2 separate regions of the Mus musculus genome follow, and region 1 is linked to region 2. The links are chromatin loops, found by intact Hi-C in ENCODE. Cell type or tissue: gastrocnemius. All regions are shown on one strand. Each heading gives the region's core, and the rest is flanking DNA. Links, peaks and the distances in the headings are about the cores only. Region 1 holds the start of Zfp558 (zinc finger protein 558). Region 2 holds the start of Chordc1 (cysteine and histidine-rich domain (CHORD)-containing, zinc-binding protein 1).

Region 1 (8,342 bases), core at 216-8,215, 180 kb before region 2:
GCCACTCAGAGATGTGAGTCTTATTTTACAACTTGAGGGGCATGGTGTGTGTGTGTGTGTGTGTGTGTGTGTGTGTGTGTGTGTGTTAACTTTGTTTTCTTTTCTTTTTTTTTTTCTTTGTTCTTTTGGGAGGCAAGGGGAATATGTTCTGGCTACACATAATTATTGCTGCCATTCAACTACCTGAGCAGCTCAGGCTGGCTTCAAACTCATAATCTTCTTTTCTCAGCCTCAGCCTCTCAAATGAATTACTATGTTCATAAATAACAAGAACAGAGAACATGTGCATGTGATAAAATTCAGCTCATCTATTGATATGTGCTGTTAACAGAAAATACAAACTTAACTTCTAGGATGTATTTTTTTTAAGATTTATTTATTACTAAGAAAAGGAGATGGAAGAGAAGGAGGAACAGGGAAGGAGGTAGGGATGGGGAAAGAGTGAGGATGCTCATATGATCAGAGAAAGGAAAAACTCAGAGTGGCTACAGGTCATATTGTTTTGATTTAAAAATTATAAAACGTACAGAACATAAAATACACCCTCTGTCCATTCTTCAGTGCCTGTCTCAGTGACATGAGTATCTTCACACTGTTGAAGATACTCACCATTCACCTGAAGAATTGCCTCACTTCCCAAATAGAAACTCTTCTCCTACTTCCCAATAGGAAAAGCACACTAACTCTTCACTCATCTTCCTAAGCTAGGACGTCCACTGTCCTATTTTCTGCTTACTACCGTAGTGACAGTTGTATACAGAAATAGATAGCATTTGTCTTTTATGATTAGCATACCTTACTCAACAAAAGGTTTCATTTGTGTTGTACTATATGTCAAAATCCCCTTCCTTTTAAAGGCTGATTCCTATTCCAGCCACAGGTAACCCAACAATGTAAAGAGTGAAGTTGCTGGCAACTCATTGCCCATTCTGGTCCCCTCGCAGATCTCCAATGAAAGCTGATGATTGCTTGTAGCACATTTCTTAGCACATGGATAGTTGCAGTAGACATGCAACCAGGAACAGAAATCTATCTGTGCCTGGGAATTGAAGTTGTCATCTTGGCTTCAGTCAGCCTTGCTGATCACACTAAGCATTGTGGTCCTTGCTTTCATTCCTGGGAAAAGATTAAATTCAAGATAAACCCTTTCAACCAACAGAACACAGAATATTTAACACCTATATATTTATAAAGGTTGAAACAATGACCTCTAACACAATCTAGGGTTAGTCTGTGTTGAAAAAAAAAACCTATTTTATCAAATATGCATATAGTGGGCCTTTCATAGTTTAGTGGGTAAGGATGCTTGTCTCTGAGCCTGACAACATAAGTTTGATCCCTCCATCCCACGTGATGTGTAGGGAAATGGCATCAGGAGACTGCTCCCAGGTTGCTAGCTTCAAGGCAACCAGGGTCTTTGTCATTCTCAGCAGACTGAGACCAAGGAAGCATACTTTCTCAAGCAGAGGATCCTGGTATTCTGCCAAGTAAGCAGCAAACCTGAGGAAGTGACCATCATGATCCATTTCTCATGTGAGTACGTAACTTTGTTTTTAATTATAAGAACCTACACATCTAAAAGTCAGACTGCAGACAGATTTCTCAGTCTGCAAGGAGGTTGAGGTCACTTGGAACAGAGATAAGCTATTTCTAGGTAAACAGCACCTGGTGTAAACTGGAAAGTGTGGGAAAATCTTAATTCTGCTTCCTGTATAAAAGATGCTGAAACTTTCAATAAACTATGCATTGGTGTGCTACCACTGTTCATCCCCTGGGTCCTAATTAATGTGACCCTCATTTGGGACTCCTCAACGCACTAGACATTAACAATGGTGTAAGGCGAGAAATAACTGAGTCCCGAGGAATATCCTCTGACCTCTGCATGCAGACACATGCAATAAAGAAAATGCATTTTAAGTTAACATATGTTAATTGCACAAAGGAATATGTTTATGACATTTCCCTACTATATTTCCCCCTAGATTCCATTTATGATAAAACACGTACAATATTTTTCTGAGACTAGTTTCTTTTAATATGATGATTTAGTATAGTAATTCCCCCTCATCGTTCTTTTTTTCTGCAAATGACATATTCTTTATGGCTAGATAGAATTCCACTGTGTATATTTACTACATTTTACCCATTAATTTATTAACAGGCATATAGGCTGGTTGGAGCATAGCTATTGTGAAGACAGAAGTAATAAGCTTGAGTATGTAGATATATCTATAACAAACTAATGTAGTTTTTTTGTCACGTTGACACAAGCTTGAGTCACCTGTAAACATAAAACCTTTTGCCACTTTACTGTGCTTAAGTTCTCTGGTCTCGAGTATGTGGCATTTCCCATAATCATTGCGACATTGTTGGGGTTTTGAGTTTGTTTTCTTCTGCTTTGATTCTTCTCTGAGGGTGATACCCTTGGAGGGTGTTGGGTATCTTCGTGCTGGCAACATAGTCAGGCCCAGTCACTTGGGGTTCTGTGGCTCATAGGTGCATTCTTTTTTTCTTCGGTGTCTCACAAATTATCCCAACCGTTGAATAAAATTATAAATATGTTAATACCAGCTTTTTCCAATAAAATAACAAATGTTACATCTAAAAAAAAAAAAAGAAAAAGAAAATGCCTCGGGGGCTGGAGAGATGGCTCAGTGGTTAAGAGCACCGACTGCTCTTCCGAAGGTCCTGAGTTCAAATCCCAGCAACCACATGGTGGCTCATAACCATCCATAATGAGATCTGACACCCTCTTCTGGTGCATCTGAAGACAGCTATATTGTACTTAGATATAATAATAAATAAATCTTTAAAAAAAAAAGAAAATGTCTCCATGAGACTGACCTGAAGACAAGTCTGTGGGGCACTTTAATGATTAGAATTGATGTGGGAGAATCCATTATACCATGGGCAGTGCTATTCTGAGGAAGAAATCTTGGGATGTATGAGAAAGTAAGCTAAACAACCTAAGGTTTTAATACAGTAAGCAGTGTTCTCTACATCTCCTGTTTTAGTTCTCCTGCCCAGACTTCTCTCAGCGATGAACTGTGATTAGGATGCCCTTCCTTCCTTCCTTCCTCAGGGGGCTTTTGTTTTCTTTCTTGTTTTTCTTTTCTTTTCTTTTCTTTTTTCTTTTTTTTTTTTTTTTGCCAGAATGTTCTATCACAGTAGTAGAAATCAAATTAGAACACTGACTTTTTTTTTCTTGTAGTATATACCCAATAGCATAGCAGGAATCTTTATCTTCCTGTTAGAATGCCTTTCATCAAGAAAAGAAAAAGGCTCATGCGAATTAAAGCTGTACAGAGTCACAAAGGCAAGACCCGTTCTCGTGAGTTTACCATGAGCTGTATATCAATGGTTCTCTACCTTCCTAATGTAACTGTGACCCTGTAATACAGTTCCTCATGCTATGGTGACCACCAACCATAAAATTATTTTCGTTGCTACGTCATGACTATAATTTTGCCATTGTTTTGTTTGTTTGTTTGTTTTTGTTTTGTTCTGTTTGTTTGGTTTGGTGGGTTTTTTTTGTTTGTTTGTTTGTTTTGTTTTTTCGAGACAGGGTTTCTCTGTGTAGCCCTGGCTGTCCTGACACTCACTCTGTAGACCAGGCTGGCAGCCAACTCAGAAATCCGCCTTCCTCTGCCTCCCAAGGTGCTGGGATTAAAGGAATGCACCAGCACTGCCCAGATAATTTTGCCATTGTTATAGTAATGTAAATACCTGTTTTCTTACAGTCTTAGGAGATCTCAGTGAAAGTCATTTAACCTCCTACTCCACAAGGGGTCATGACCCACAGGTTAAGAACTGCATACAGTCCTAAGGACAGCATGTGCTTGAAGACATCTTCTGACTAGTAAGACAATCTGAAGTACACCCGTTCCTATTTACTACACCCTGGAGGGACAGGAATCCCCATTCCAAGAACGATTTTGTACTTAGAGGTCACAGGACTCTTGCCTGGCTCTCTCACTGGCAGTCAGAATTCTTCTTACACATTTTCACTTCATAGACGGCATTCTGACATGATCCAAGGAGGGTTACCTCCAGTTCCACCCCTGGGGGTGATCTTTTATATTCCGTAGGACCACAGGACTCACAACATCCCATCCATATTCCTATCCCAGTAACCAGCCTCTCAAATTCCTTGGGACAGTAGCAATCATACTTCATACCATACACTATTCCATATGTCCACCCCTGAAACTAATCTCCACCCCTTGTCAACTCCGTTCACTCATGACTTTATCTCTGCCCACCTGCCCCAGAACTAATCCTCACCCTAGCCACTTCCTCAGAACTTTTTCCCAGCTATTACACAAGCTCCCCCAAGCTTGCGCTTCCAGGTTCTACCATAGTCCGTCCTCTTACAGTTCCCAGGGTCGCCCTGGTCTCTTTAGCTGACCTATCCCAAAATCCAACTATGTACACAGTCACTAAACAAACTGGGAAGAACACGTACAATACGAAGGGGACCACAGACGTGTAATCTGCCCTAAAACCCGGACAAACTTTTGGGCGGAAGTGAACCTCGAGGCGGCGCTCAGGGCCGGAAGTGGAAGCGCGGGGCGGAACTGAAGGAGGAGTCAGCGCAGCGGATGTGGTCGATCTTGGGGTGGGCGTCTTCGGCGGCTGGGAAGGGCGACTCGGTGTGTGTACACGGGTTTTTAGTCGAGTTGAGAAAGAGCGCCAGCCGGGAGCGCCCTCTGCCTAGTGGCCCTGGACTCCTGCTACCTCCCGAAAGCCCCAGGCTGCTTCCGCAGCCAGCGATAAAACCCGAGCTCTTCCAGCTCGCAGCCCTGGGAATGCTTTTTGTTCTCACAGAGGGGGGCGTGGCAGGCGAGCTGAGGGATGGTCAGCCAGCGGGTCCTGTTCTATCTCCTGAGCTGCAAGGTGCGTTCAGGGCGAATTAGCACATGTGCTGAGGGTGGAAATCCTTCCAGCTCTGTGAAGTTCATTCAGCCCCATCACCTTTAGGACCTCTACGTTTACTGCACGTGGAAATCACCAAAAGAGCTCTCTCTAGTCAATACATTGAGCAATTGAATAGACACATCATTCCAGCTTCTGCTGAGTTTGTGCCTGCATAGATATTAGGTAATTCCTTTTACACAGCCAAAACCTGGGCTATTATTACACGTTAACTGTGTAGATACACGTGGCGAGGGGCAATGAAAGGTTTTGTTTTTTTCTGTCACAGTTTGAATGCTTTCCATAAAAGGACTCATCAATCTTTGTGCCTTATTTTCCAGACAAGAAAAACATCATGCAAACTCAAACTTGTGTTGGACCCTCAATGTTGTGTTGAAAACGCCTGAATGTCCACCTGCCCTCATTAATCTATTAATTTCATGTAACCAGGTGAGTACGATGTGGAATATGAAACAATGGGGTTCCACCTGATCCTGCAGTGTAGAACTCCTTTTCTTCTGCTTGTAACAGGTTGTAATTCTAAGATTGCAACCTGTTTAAAATGAGGGTTATCTCAAGAAGCTGTATTAATATTTGATGGGTTATATTCAAGGGATGGATACAAAGGTGTGTGAAAAGTAAATATAGTTAAATGCAAATTACACAAAATAAAAGTAATTAGCCATGAATAAGCATATAAATGCAGAATTTTTTGTATACTTATACCAAAATTTTCAGAATATTATATTAAGTACAAATATATGAAATATTTGTGTCTATTTTTAGTACTTACAAGTCTGAAGTAAATGTTAGAAGTACTCAGTGGCACTCTTCAAGCGCATTCCATGTGACTCCTAAAAACCTGCAAATTGTCATGACGTTTTAGAATACAAAGGCATATATGAAAATGATGTCTTGAGTGTCCTTACATTAGGAGCAGAAATTTTAAAAATTGAGTAGCTACTAGATGTTTATAAGATTGAAAATATTTAGAAGAGTATCAAAGAACAAGGTAGTCTCCTTCCTTCCTTCCTTTCTTTTTTTTTTTTTTTTTCTGAGACAGGGTTTCTCTTTGTAGTCCTGGCTGTCCTGGAACTCACTTTGTAGACCAGGCTGGTCTCGAACTCAGAAATCCGCCTGCCTCTGCCTCCCAAGTGCTGGGATTAAAGGCGTGCACCGCCGCCACCACCACCCAGCGCTACCTTTCTTCCTAATAGGAATTGAGCATTCTGAATTTCTGAAATAGCAGTATGATTTTTTTCGTAATACAGGAGGTATTTATTAGCTGTATGTATTTGATTTCTTTTATGAAAATCTGGGGACCAAACACTTGTTGTGCACCAGTTAGGCCGATGCTCTACTACTGAGGTGCATTCCTACTCATGGCGTTTTTTTTTTATTTTAGCTTTCCTGTAATTATATTACAGGAATATTTGGTAATTGTGTAATGAAATTCATTATTACACAGGTTAGGATGATCAAGACGCTCATTTTATTCAAGGCTGAAGAATTTTCTAGAGCAGAGGACATTGAGGATTCAGAGAAGTCCAGACAATCTGGGATAGTTGGTCACTTTCATGAGCTGGACCCTGGTCTAATGCATGAAGCCCAAAACAGATTTTTGTCCTGTCATGGAGTGTACATTCTAAGAAAAAAGACACTAAAGACATTGGGTTTTTTTGTTTGGTTTTTTTTTTTTTTTTTTTTTTTGGTTTTTTTGAGACAGGGTTTCTCTGTGTAGCCCTGGCTGTCCTGGAACTCACTTTGTAGATCAGGTTGGCCTGGAACTCAGAGATCCACCTGCCTCTGCCTCTCCTTCCTCCTTGTATATTTCAATTTGTATAGCCCAGGATATTCTCCAAACTCAAGTATTTTACCTTTCTTACATCTTCAGAATTCTTCTGCAAAGTATGAAAACTTGGAAAGTTGGTTTACTACTACTATATGGCCTGTGTTTATTATATTACATTTATTTTTATGTGTGGATATTATGTGCCATAGTATCTGGTAAGAGGACTGCTTGCTAATTCTTATCTTCTACCATGTGGATTTCTGGGATAAAGAGAAGTTGTAAGGTTTGACAGCAAGTGCCTTTACCTCCTAAGCTATCTCCCCAGACCCATTTATGATTATTTTAATTATTTGCTATTATAAATACAGTCAGTTATCTTACCCTAGTCTTTTGATATTTGGATATCATTGAGATAATTAATAAAAATGGGTTTGAAAGAGAAAAAATTGAATGCTAACAGATTTGTTTCATAAGAGCTATGGCCAGATGTGTATGAGAAAGCTTTTCTATGTGTCCTCAGCAAAGCCTGTGGTCTTTTGTGATTATGTTCATGGGACAGACGAGAGATAGTGTCCAGGGACAGTAGTCTGTGCCTCTGCTACCTCATCATTGTTGGGTTTTATAAAAAAATAAGGAGAGAAGGAATATATTTTGGTGGAGGGGCGGTAAGGTGTGGGGTAAAGGGGGGCCTCTGTGGGCCCTTGATGAGGATTTCCTTCCCCCTGAGGACCAGCCACACCATGGTATAGTATAGAGTTCATTCAGGGCATGGGAAGGGGAGTTGAGAGAGGGAGTAGAGACAGAGAAAGGCGGGAGTGGGGGAGTAGAGGCCAGCAGTGAGTACATGGGGGGGGGTGGAGAGAGAGAGAGAAGAATGGGAAGAGAGGGGGAGCAGGAGCAAGGGGACAGAGCAGGAGCAAGAGATCAAAAGAGAGAGGAGGGGGGAAGCATCCCCTTTTATAGTGAGTTAGGCACACCTGGCTATTGCCAAGTACCTGTTGGCAGAGCCTAGACTAAATGCCAACAGTCATCATTGGTTCAGTGGTGTTGTTCCAGAGATGGAAGTGGTGAACAGTAGATGTTACCATGTGAGGAGCAAGTAGGACAACAGTAAAGGAGACATTATGAGAAATATTGGCTAGTATAGGGAAGCAGACTGGACAGTAATTAGGAAAAATACATACTTAGGCCATGAGACTATTTCATCACAGAAGACGCTATCTGGCTTGAGTAGCAGGATGAAGAACTTGAAGGAAGAAAAATAATATGGAACTGTAAAAAGTGGGTGCATCACCAAAAGCCACCCCAACAATGGTGATTGCTCACCAGTATTGTAAACTTGGAACTCAAGACACTTCTTGCAGGCAGCTTCATAGGTCACAGAATGTCTGATACAGCAGCTTAGTGGGTTTGATCCTTTTCAGGCAGCTAGGCTGGTCTGTCTCCTCAGCAGTCCTTACTGCTTATGTCACTCTGAAGAGACATAGGCCTTGTGAATCTGCTCCAGTTTTACAGATGTTTCCTGGGTTGCTTATTTCCTGTGCCTTAAGGAGCCTCCCTTTAAATTTTCCACTGTCTTAATAAGCCTCCTTTAGAACTTCATGAGTCTTAACAAGTCAAGACAGAAATTACTACA
Region 2 (8,342 bases), core at 282-8,281:
ATTTACATACCTATTATTCATAAAAGTTTTTTGAAACAGGTAACATTAAACATTTGGTCAGAAAAACAAACACACAGCCTACAAACAAGAAAACCATTCTCCCATTTCTCTGATTCCTCAGCTTGCTAGAAAATAAAAGAGAAAATGTGGTATCATGTTTCCAGTAAACTAGTCCAACTAAATGTGTGTAAGCATTAAACAACAACTTCTAATACCTAAGGGAGGCCTTTCTTGTTAGTCACAGTGACAGAATAAAGACTGAGACCAATATGACTGCTTTAATTCAAGTTCAAACTTAGGAAGGGAATAAATCATTAGGAAAGTAGGATGGAATATAAATAAAATAACTTTATAACTGGAAAACATCACTGTCAACTGTCTCTGTCTTTAGACAATCTGCTTAAAGTACCCCAAAATGGTCATTAAGAAAGAAAAACTAACAAGCTGTGGAAGAAAAAAAAAAAAGGTTTTATTACATCTTTAAAGTTATTATACAAATACAAAGAAATTGAAAAGGTATCTTGTACCTACCTTTAGGGCATCATGAAAGACAGGAACACCTGGGTGGTATGTGCAAGCATCTGTTCAAACACAGGAAAGGAAAATCACACAACTGCTTACAAACAGAAGTGTCTATATCACCTCTTCCTTCAGGCGTTGGGGCTTCAATCTTTGTCCAAATTCGGGCAAATTCCTTAAAACTTTATTAGTTCCTTGTATTAAAAACATTACGTTAAATCTCTAGGAATATGAAACATGGACAAAACTAATCCAGTACTGTTAAAGGGTAATGTTCAGAAATACTCTGTATCGGGGTCTTACCCTTCCTAATGCTGTGACCCTCATGTTGTGGTGACTACCAACTATAAAAGTATTTTGGTTGCTACTTCATAACTGCAATTTTGGTAGTACTACCACTGCTCTATATTCTTTCATTTTTTTGTAGTAAAATTTGTCTATTAATAAAACTTTATATTCCAGTGATTCTGGCAATATTATTTTTTATTCTCTAAAAATCTCATACATGTATACAATGTATGTCAGTAAGAGCCAGCAGTCTTACCTGCTATGCTACCTACACCCACCACCCACCTCATTCGTCCTGAACTTTACCTCCACTAGAACCAGTTAGTGCTGCCTGAATGCATATTCAGCTGGCGAGCCACGCCCCTGAAGCAAAGCAACCCCTTCCCCTGCAGCAGCCGACTGCCAGCAGACCCTCCGCTTAGCCCAAGGGACCAAGGCCCTCCCCACTCTGTGCCAGTTTGTAACTAGCTGACAGCAGGCTCAGCACTCCTCCCCATCTTCTGTTTGGCCCTATCTTTTCATGAAAATAGCAAACTGAAGTATACTTATAAACCTATCCACACAAGTTTCCCAAGAAATTCTCTAATAAAGAGTTTGGGAAAAACAAAACAAAACAAACAAACAAAAAAAAAAAACTCACCACCACCACCACCACCAAAAAAACCACCTCAACATTTTAGTAACTGCCGTAATATCTAATTACTAAATTAGCATTTTAACCAATTCCTAGATACAAATCATAGATTTCTACAGTCTTCTTCATTAGTGCTATTATTTTATATTTCCTGTCTCTCTCCTCATTACAGAATAAAAGTTTTAATTTATTTTGTTCTTATACAAAATACATTTATTACCACCAGCATGTGGAGTGTTTTGTTTAAAACAACCAGATAACAGACACACTTATTTCCTGACAACAGTGGCATGAGGGTAGAGAAAGGAGGTTTCATTCTTCTGTAAATGTCTTAACTCACTCAACCTTCCAAATTTAATTCCCTACTATTCAATTCCTAGTGTTGCCGTGAGATCTGTCTACCCTCTGCTACTAAGTTAATATTACAGTCTTAGTAACTGCTATGTATACAAAATAGTAGTTAATGCAATGGAACAAAAAGAGGCTATTAATTACGTACAATGAGTTAGAATATAGAAGTTCAGAATGGAAACCTGTATGCACAAAGATATGCAGTAGAGAGGGAACCATTTAAAATTGAATTTAAAGTACAATAAGCATGGAACATATACCATATCACTAAGAGCAGGAGGACTGGATATAGACTGGCAGCTTCTTACAAGTGAAACATCTATCACTGTACTCCTTGAAAACCAGAAATATTGGTATATTCTGCACTAATCTTTTAATTTGTAATTTTAATGTGTAAAGTCAAATGATTCCCATTCTAAAAAGCTTTCTCCTAAATCCAGTGTTATCAACTGCCACTCATTCAACCAATTTACTTGGCATTCATCCCTACTTTCTAAAACACTTCCCCATTTGGTCGGCTGACTGGTGTTCCCTTGATGTATGTGCCCCAAATTGATGACTGTCTATTTTTTCGTGGCTTTCCTAGCCTATGGTTCCATTTCACACACACAAAGACAGATAAACTTCCAACAACAAGCTGGTATCTCTCCTGAACTTTGGTCAGGAATTTAGTACCCTAAAAATATTGCCTCAGGCTACAATGCATCAATGTATTCAGTACTGAAGTAGAATATGTACATATCATGACAGTTAAACGTGTGTTCATACACTGGCTTCGCTGCATCTTTCCCTTTAAATCCTGTCCCAGTCTCATTTTGAAAGAAGCTACCAGTTTACTTGTGTACCAAGATCATTATCTAAGGAACTGGTCTTAACCTCTTTTACAAAGCTGAACTGTGTTATTAACACGTGGTGTTCCAGTCTGTGATGAAATACTTCAGTGTGGTTCAGTTATATAATGAGTATATATGAATGGATATAAAGACCATACTATACATACTAGATGAATCGGAGGTAAGTGTTGTTTATTCCTGCAATAGCCCAGTTATCTGCATAAATACTCCACTCAATAATGAGATTCATTCACACCTCTGGTTTCACCCAGCATAGGTGCTTGCTTTCATTGTGCATTCCAAATTTGACCACACTGGCTTTTGGAACAGCACTTGGGGATCATTTTATGCTGGAATAGCGTAGTTTAAAACTGCAGGCCCCAGTAAAAGTATGCCGAAAACGTTATTGTGGAACGGATGTGTAACAGTCATTTCCGGAGCCCAGCACGGTTTTTTAAAAAGCAAGTAATTTGACAAGTGACAACACGCTTTCCACTAGTACTCAAACGCAACAAGAAGTCTAATAGTGTGCACCTCTTTATACCTCTTAGGCCCAGGAATCACGGCGGTGACAGTGTAAACCGGGTCTGGATAGCCTAGAATTGAGCAAGTGCAGGGGATGCCCACTGAGGAATGAGGGGCGCCGGGGACACCGAAGCGCCCGGCCCTGCGCTCCCAGAGAGGGTGAGAGAGCTGGGAGGCTCCGGGGGACCGCAAGAGGTGAAGCCAGGTGAAGGAGGCCAAGGGTCCGGAGAGGGAGGCCTGGAGAAAGCTGCCGGCCACGGTCCTCCTTACCGTCCGAGTTGGCCTCTGGGTCGAAACGCTGGCCACAGCCGCGGTTGTAACACAAGAGCGCCATTCCGTCTTCTCGGCGAAATCCACACCACCCGGGACTAGAAGTGAATCACCGCAGCAATCACCAGCACTACTGTTCAGGCCGCAGCTAGCTTCCGGAAGCCGCCGGTACTGCTTCAGGAATTTTCCCGAACGTTCCGGTTGCACAGGCGCAGAAGAGACCGGAAGACGGGCCAGCGTCGGGCGGTGGACAGATTTCCTACCGGACTGCCACAGGTGAGCACAGTCGGGTGGATCCGGACAGTTATAGATGAGACACCAGGGGAGGAAGCGGAAGACTCGGCGAGCGGCGATCTCTTTGTGTTCCACCCCGCATTCTCCCGGCGTGCTTTGTGTTGCGCGGCACGCCGAGTTCACTGCGCAGCCGCGGTCGCTTGCCAGAGGGTAATTGAGGGGTGAGGTCCGCCCCTTTTCCCGGTCCCTCGGTCCAGGTTTATGCAGCGTCAGAACCTATGCTCTTATGCTCCTCTAGAACTGCGTCAGTTACCAAAAATTGAGGTTAAGTCGTCTTACAAAGACAGGACTTTAGAATGAGCAAAATTATGTTTTGAGTGCAGTCCTAGAGTCAATCACAATTCTAAATTGAAATTTCACGTTAGTCATCACGTAACCTACATTCAATCTTTCAGTAGGTCTTGTGACATTTTTAGTGTGCAAAACACATTATTACATTAATAGGCAACTTGCAAACAGTATGGTCCTCAGCACATGCTTTCTATATGATGCTTTTGAAATAGCAGACTGTTTTGATGACGGAAAGTAGTTGTAATTTACCAATAATCCCAAGTTTATTAATGAAGATCTATTCACAACCTTCCTAATCCCAATAATAAAAGTATTCTCATTTTCTGTATCTCTTTTTATGCCTAGAAATATCAAACTTATGTGTTACAACAAAAAATATAATGTATTTATTTAAGCTAATAGAATTTTCATTTTATGCCATTGTTAAGTCATTTATAGTCATTGTTATGAATGTGAAAAAATATAACGTAAAAGCAAAATTCTAGGCCTTTAGGCCCAGGCTTGAGAATGTGACCTCTATGACTCAATGCTCCAAGGGATGCTAATCATAAAACAGCAATATTCCTCCACCCACCAGCTTCCTGGGTTCAAGGAGTGTTCATTCAAAGAAAGTCACCCTGACCCACCCTGACCATTGCTGGAACCCGCTATGCAAATGTGCTATTGTTAGGGGCTCTTAGAAACTGTCTTGAGAAATAATCCCCACAATTACCAGGTATTCCTTGTGACTCTTGTGACTGCACTTCTTTGTGACTCTTAACTGGTATTTTTGGTATTTTCCAACAATGCCCTCCCCACCTCCTTGAGTTGTGGTTTCTTCCTTTAAATACCCCTTTACCCAGCTACTCAGGGCGCCATGGTCTTCTACCCCTGCATGGTGTATGACTGTGAGCACTCTTGAATTAAAAGTCCTCTTGCAGTTTGCAGCGAGACAGTTTCTGGTGAGTGATTTGGGGTGTCGCCTCTCCTGAGTCAGAACATGGGGGAGTCCTCATGTTGTGGGTCTTTCAAAAGATGGAATATGTTGAATTATGTCATTTTCCACTCTCTCCTATATAATCTCACCAATTTAATTGTGCCCAAGTCAGTAGTCAATTTACTGCAGATTGCTCCCCTCTCCACTTTGAAAGTAGCTAATACTGTGTGAAGGGCATAAGCCTTTTAAATACTTCTAAATTTTAAAAAGACTATATATTGCCAATTGATTTCTAAAAGGTGGTATCAGTTTTCACTTTAGCTATGGATAGCTACTATAATCGACCATAGAAATTAATCATAAATAATAAGAAATGGATGAAGCACTCTAAAAACTTTTTATGGCCAGTTCCAACATTGCATATCAGTGTCACAACATCATTAATGGGATTATTAGATGAGTTGTTTAGGTAAGCTTACCATTTAGCATCCATAGTTTTTTACTGATAAAAATTTACATTCAGTAAATAATTTCTTATAGTGTGTAAATTGAAAATACAAGAATATGATATCAAAATGAGCAATTCTACCACTGAGAAATAACTGTAGAATTGCTAAAATAACTGATAAATTAATTTTCATTATTCAAACAAAGTATTTATACTTATAGATGTTAAAACAAAACAAAACATCAAAGGGGAACCAGGATGGCTCAGTGAGTAAACATGCTTACTGCCAAGCCTCAAGACCAGAACTAGATCCCTAAGACCCAAGTGGTAGGACAGAATTGACTCCTAGTTTTCCTCTGACCTCCAAACATGTTCTGCGATGTGCACATGGGTCACGAACATATGCCACAAATGTATGTGATTAAAAACTTACTTTAAAGACATGGTGCTTCCGGAGCCCAATGGAGAACCCGTGGCAGCTCAAGTCGGCTGGGCCGTACGACTTTTCTAGCTCAGACTGGCCTCCAGGGAAGTAGCTGAGGATGATCTTGAGTTTCTGATCATTCAGCCTCCCAGGTGCTGAGAGGGTTAACCTATCAAAGAGATTTCTAGACAAAATAAAACGGGAAAATTGATAGATTCAAGGACAATGGATCTGTGTTCAGTTGGAGTCCAGCTTTGTACCACACATGACTGCCATAAAGCCTTTTATACTCAAGACATTGAAAAAGTTGTCATCAAAAATGACATGTTTTCACTTCAGCTTAGAACTGGAATGATACATTCTGGGAATAATACAATTTGTCTCCATCATGTAAAAATGTATATTGACAGATTTGAAGAGTTGCAGAAATTACTTGTGACTCATTTAACTTACACAAGAAGCTAGCTCAAAAGAATCTGCATGTAACTGACTTAGATGATGTCACTTTTATGAGCACAAAGTTTGGGGGACAATTCGTACCTGGTTGAAAGCTTTGTCCAAAATGTACCCAGATTACCAATGGAAGTGTGGATGTTGATTCAGATGACCGCCAGAGATGGAAACCCGAGTCAGATGGAAGGACTGCTAAAGCTCTGAGGTCACTACAGTTTACAAACCCAGGAAAGCAAACTGAATTTGCTTTGAAAAGTGGTAAAAGTGAGAAAAGAAAGCTCACCAAAAATTCATGCACTGCTTCTAACAGACAAATTATTCCAGCAAAGAGTACTGTGTATGACTGCCAGGGCCTACTGATCTTCAGTGGCATGAACCCCTGTGACTGCCTGGACATGGACTGCTTGGGATGTTTCTATGCCTGCCCTACTTATAGCTCTACCAAATGTGGTGCTGAGTGCCACTGCAACCGCAAGTGGCTATATGAGCAGAGAGAGTTTGTAGGAGGAGAGATGAGATAATCCATAATAAACATGGTGGAAAAGCATATGGCCTGTTATCTTCCTGTCACCCATATGATATTTTACAAAGATGATCATCCAAATATTGACCAGCAAAGATGAAAACGGGGCAAAGAAATAAACAGTGACATTTCTGGAAGTGAAATTTGGATCAGTCGTAAATGGAATTGTAGACATCTCCACTAGTCCAGAGTGTTGATTACCATTGCTGTTCTGCAGACAGATGTGCATCAGAGGATCCTGATGATGGAAACTTACCACATTGCCAAGAGAAGTGGCTGGGATGAGCAAGAAGATGGTCCTAGACAAAGTTATGGTAAAAACTTAACATTGCAGGCTGCTTATTGTAAATAGATAGCTTCACAACATTGCAATGGTCAGAAAGGTTCATGTTCATTGTTACTAACAAAACAAATGCTGTTCAGACAACTTTTAGGCAAGACTTTAATTTTAATTTTCCTGTCCATTTGTAACTACAAGTTATTATTATTATTATTATTATTATTATTATTATTTTATTATATGTAAGTACACTGTAGCTGTCTTCAGACAAACCAGAAGAGGGAGTCAGATCTCGTTACGGATGGTTGTGTGCCACCATGTGGTTGCGGGGATTTGAACTCAGGACCTTCAGAAGAGCAGTCAGGTGCTCTTACCTGCTGAGCCATTTCACCAGCCCCGTAACTACAAGTTTTTAATGTTTTGATGTATATCTAAAGGTCATACAGCAATCCTCTTTCCTCTTTTAGCATTTCTTTGGTTCATGGCCTCAAAGTGCTGTGTAAATAGGCTCAGCCCTTAGCTGGAAGCAGGGCCTGTGACACAGAAAATTGATCTCCATGCAATACAATAGGTGGACATTTTGAAAAGAAGCTGGATACCTAAGTGCTAAAATACAGTTCTTCCAACTAGAGATGAACATGAATGTTCATCACACCATCAGCCATTCAGTTCTTCATCTATGCGTTCTTGGTGAAAATTTGTTCCTGAAGAAAAATGTGTTCCTCTTTTTACATTTAAAACATGAGTGTATGGTACATAAGTGGCTGCACATTTGTCTCAGTCACAGTTTCATTGCTGTGAAGAGATACCATGACCAAGGAAGCGGCTTATAAAAGGAAGCATTGTATTGAGGGCTTGCTTAGGGTTTCAAAGGCTTAGCCCATTACCATCATGGCAGAGAGCATGGTGGTATCTCTAAAGTATCACCATATCTTTAAAGTAAGACAGATGAGTCAGTATCTGAGATATTTATGTCCTTACCCATAGGCAAGAGAGCCTGGGCCTGGCATGGCTTTTGAAACCTCAGTGCTCACTAACAATGACATACTTTTCCCACAAGGCCATCCCTCCTAACTCTTATCAAACAGTACCACTTGCTGGTAAATAAGCTTTCAAGTGTATGATGAGCATATGGGGACCCTTATTCAAATCATCACAGCAGTATTTCTGGCTGTTAAAACTGTGGATAGATGTGAGGATTGAGACTTCTAAAATTGTCCCTTAAGAGAATGATGAAAAGCTGGAGAAGCTGAGACTTATCAGATAGAAACAGGGCGTCTCCTGAGGAAGCCT

Evidence for each region. A loop is a pair of places that touch in the nucleus more often than their neighbours do. Peaks named below come from ENCODE experiments on the same cell type or tissue, not always from the same donor. Only the 100,000 strongest peaks of a DNase experiment are listed, where the experiment ranks them.
Region 1: a loop joins it to region 2, with 11 times the contacts of the local background. A loop is called at or near these places in 12 of 42 quality-filtered maps.

Annotation. Positions count from the first base shown.
Region 1 is chr9:18,469,908-18,478,249 of GRCm38, reverse strand. Zfp558 (zinc finger protein 558) reads left to right here and starts at 4,691. Exons shown (of 8, transcript NM_028935.1): 1 at 4,691-4,896; 2 at 5,256-5,364. In gastrocnemius, for the core only: a CTCF peak has its summit at 4,559; DNase peaks (open chromatin) are centred at 4,622 and 4,786; H3K4me3 peaks cover 1,503 bases; H3K27ac peaks cover 937 bases.
Region 2 is chr9:18,287,539-18,295,880 of GRCm38, reverse strand. Chordc1 (cysteine and histidine-rich domain (CHORD)-containing, zinc-binding protein 1) reads right to left here and starts at 3,614. Exons shown (of 11, transcript NM_025844.2): 1 at 3,421-3,614; 2 at 532-581. The coding sequence starts at 3,484. Gm51667 (a long non-coding RNA gene) reads left to right here and starts at 2,616. Exons shown (of 4, transcript XR_003948105.1): 1 at 2,616-2,806; 2 at 3,177-3,696; 3 at 6,987-7,083. It also overlaps the pseudogene Gm7692. In gastrocnemius, for the core only: a CTCF peak has its summit at 3,584; DNase peaks (open chromatin) are centred at 1,208, 3,769 and 4,921; H3K4me3 peaks cover 2,662 bases; H3K27ac peaks cover 1,737 bases.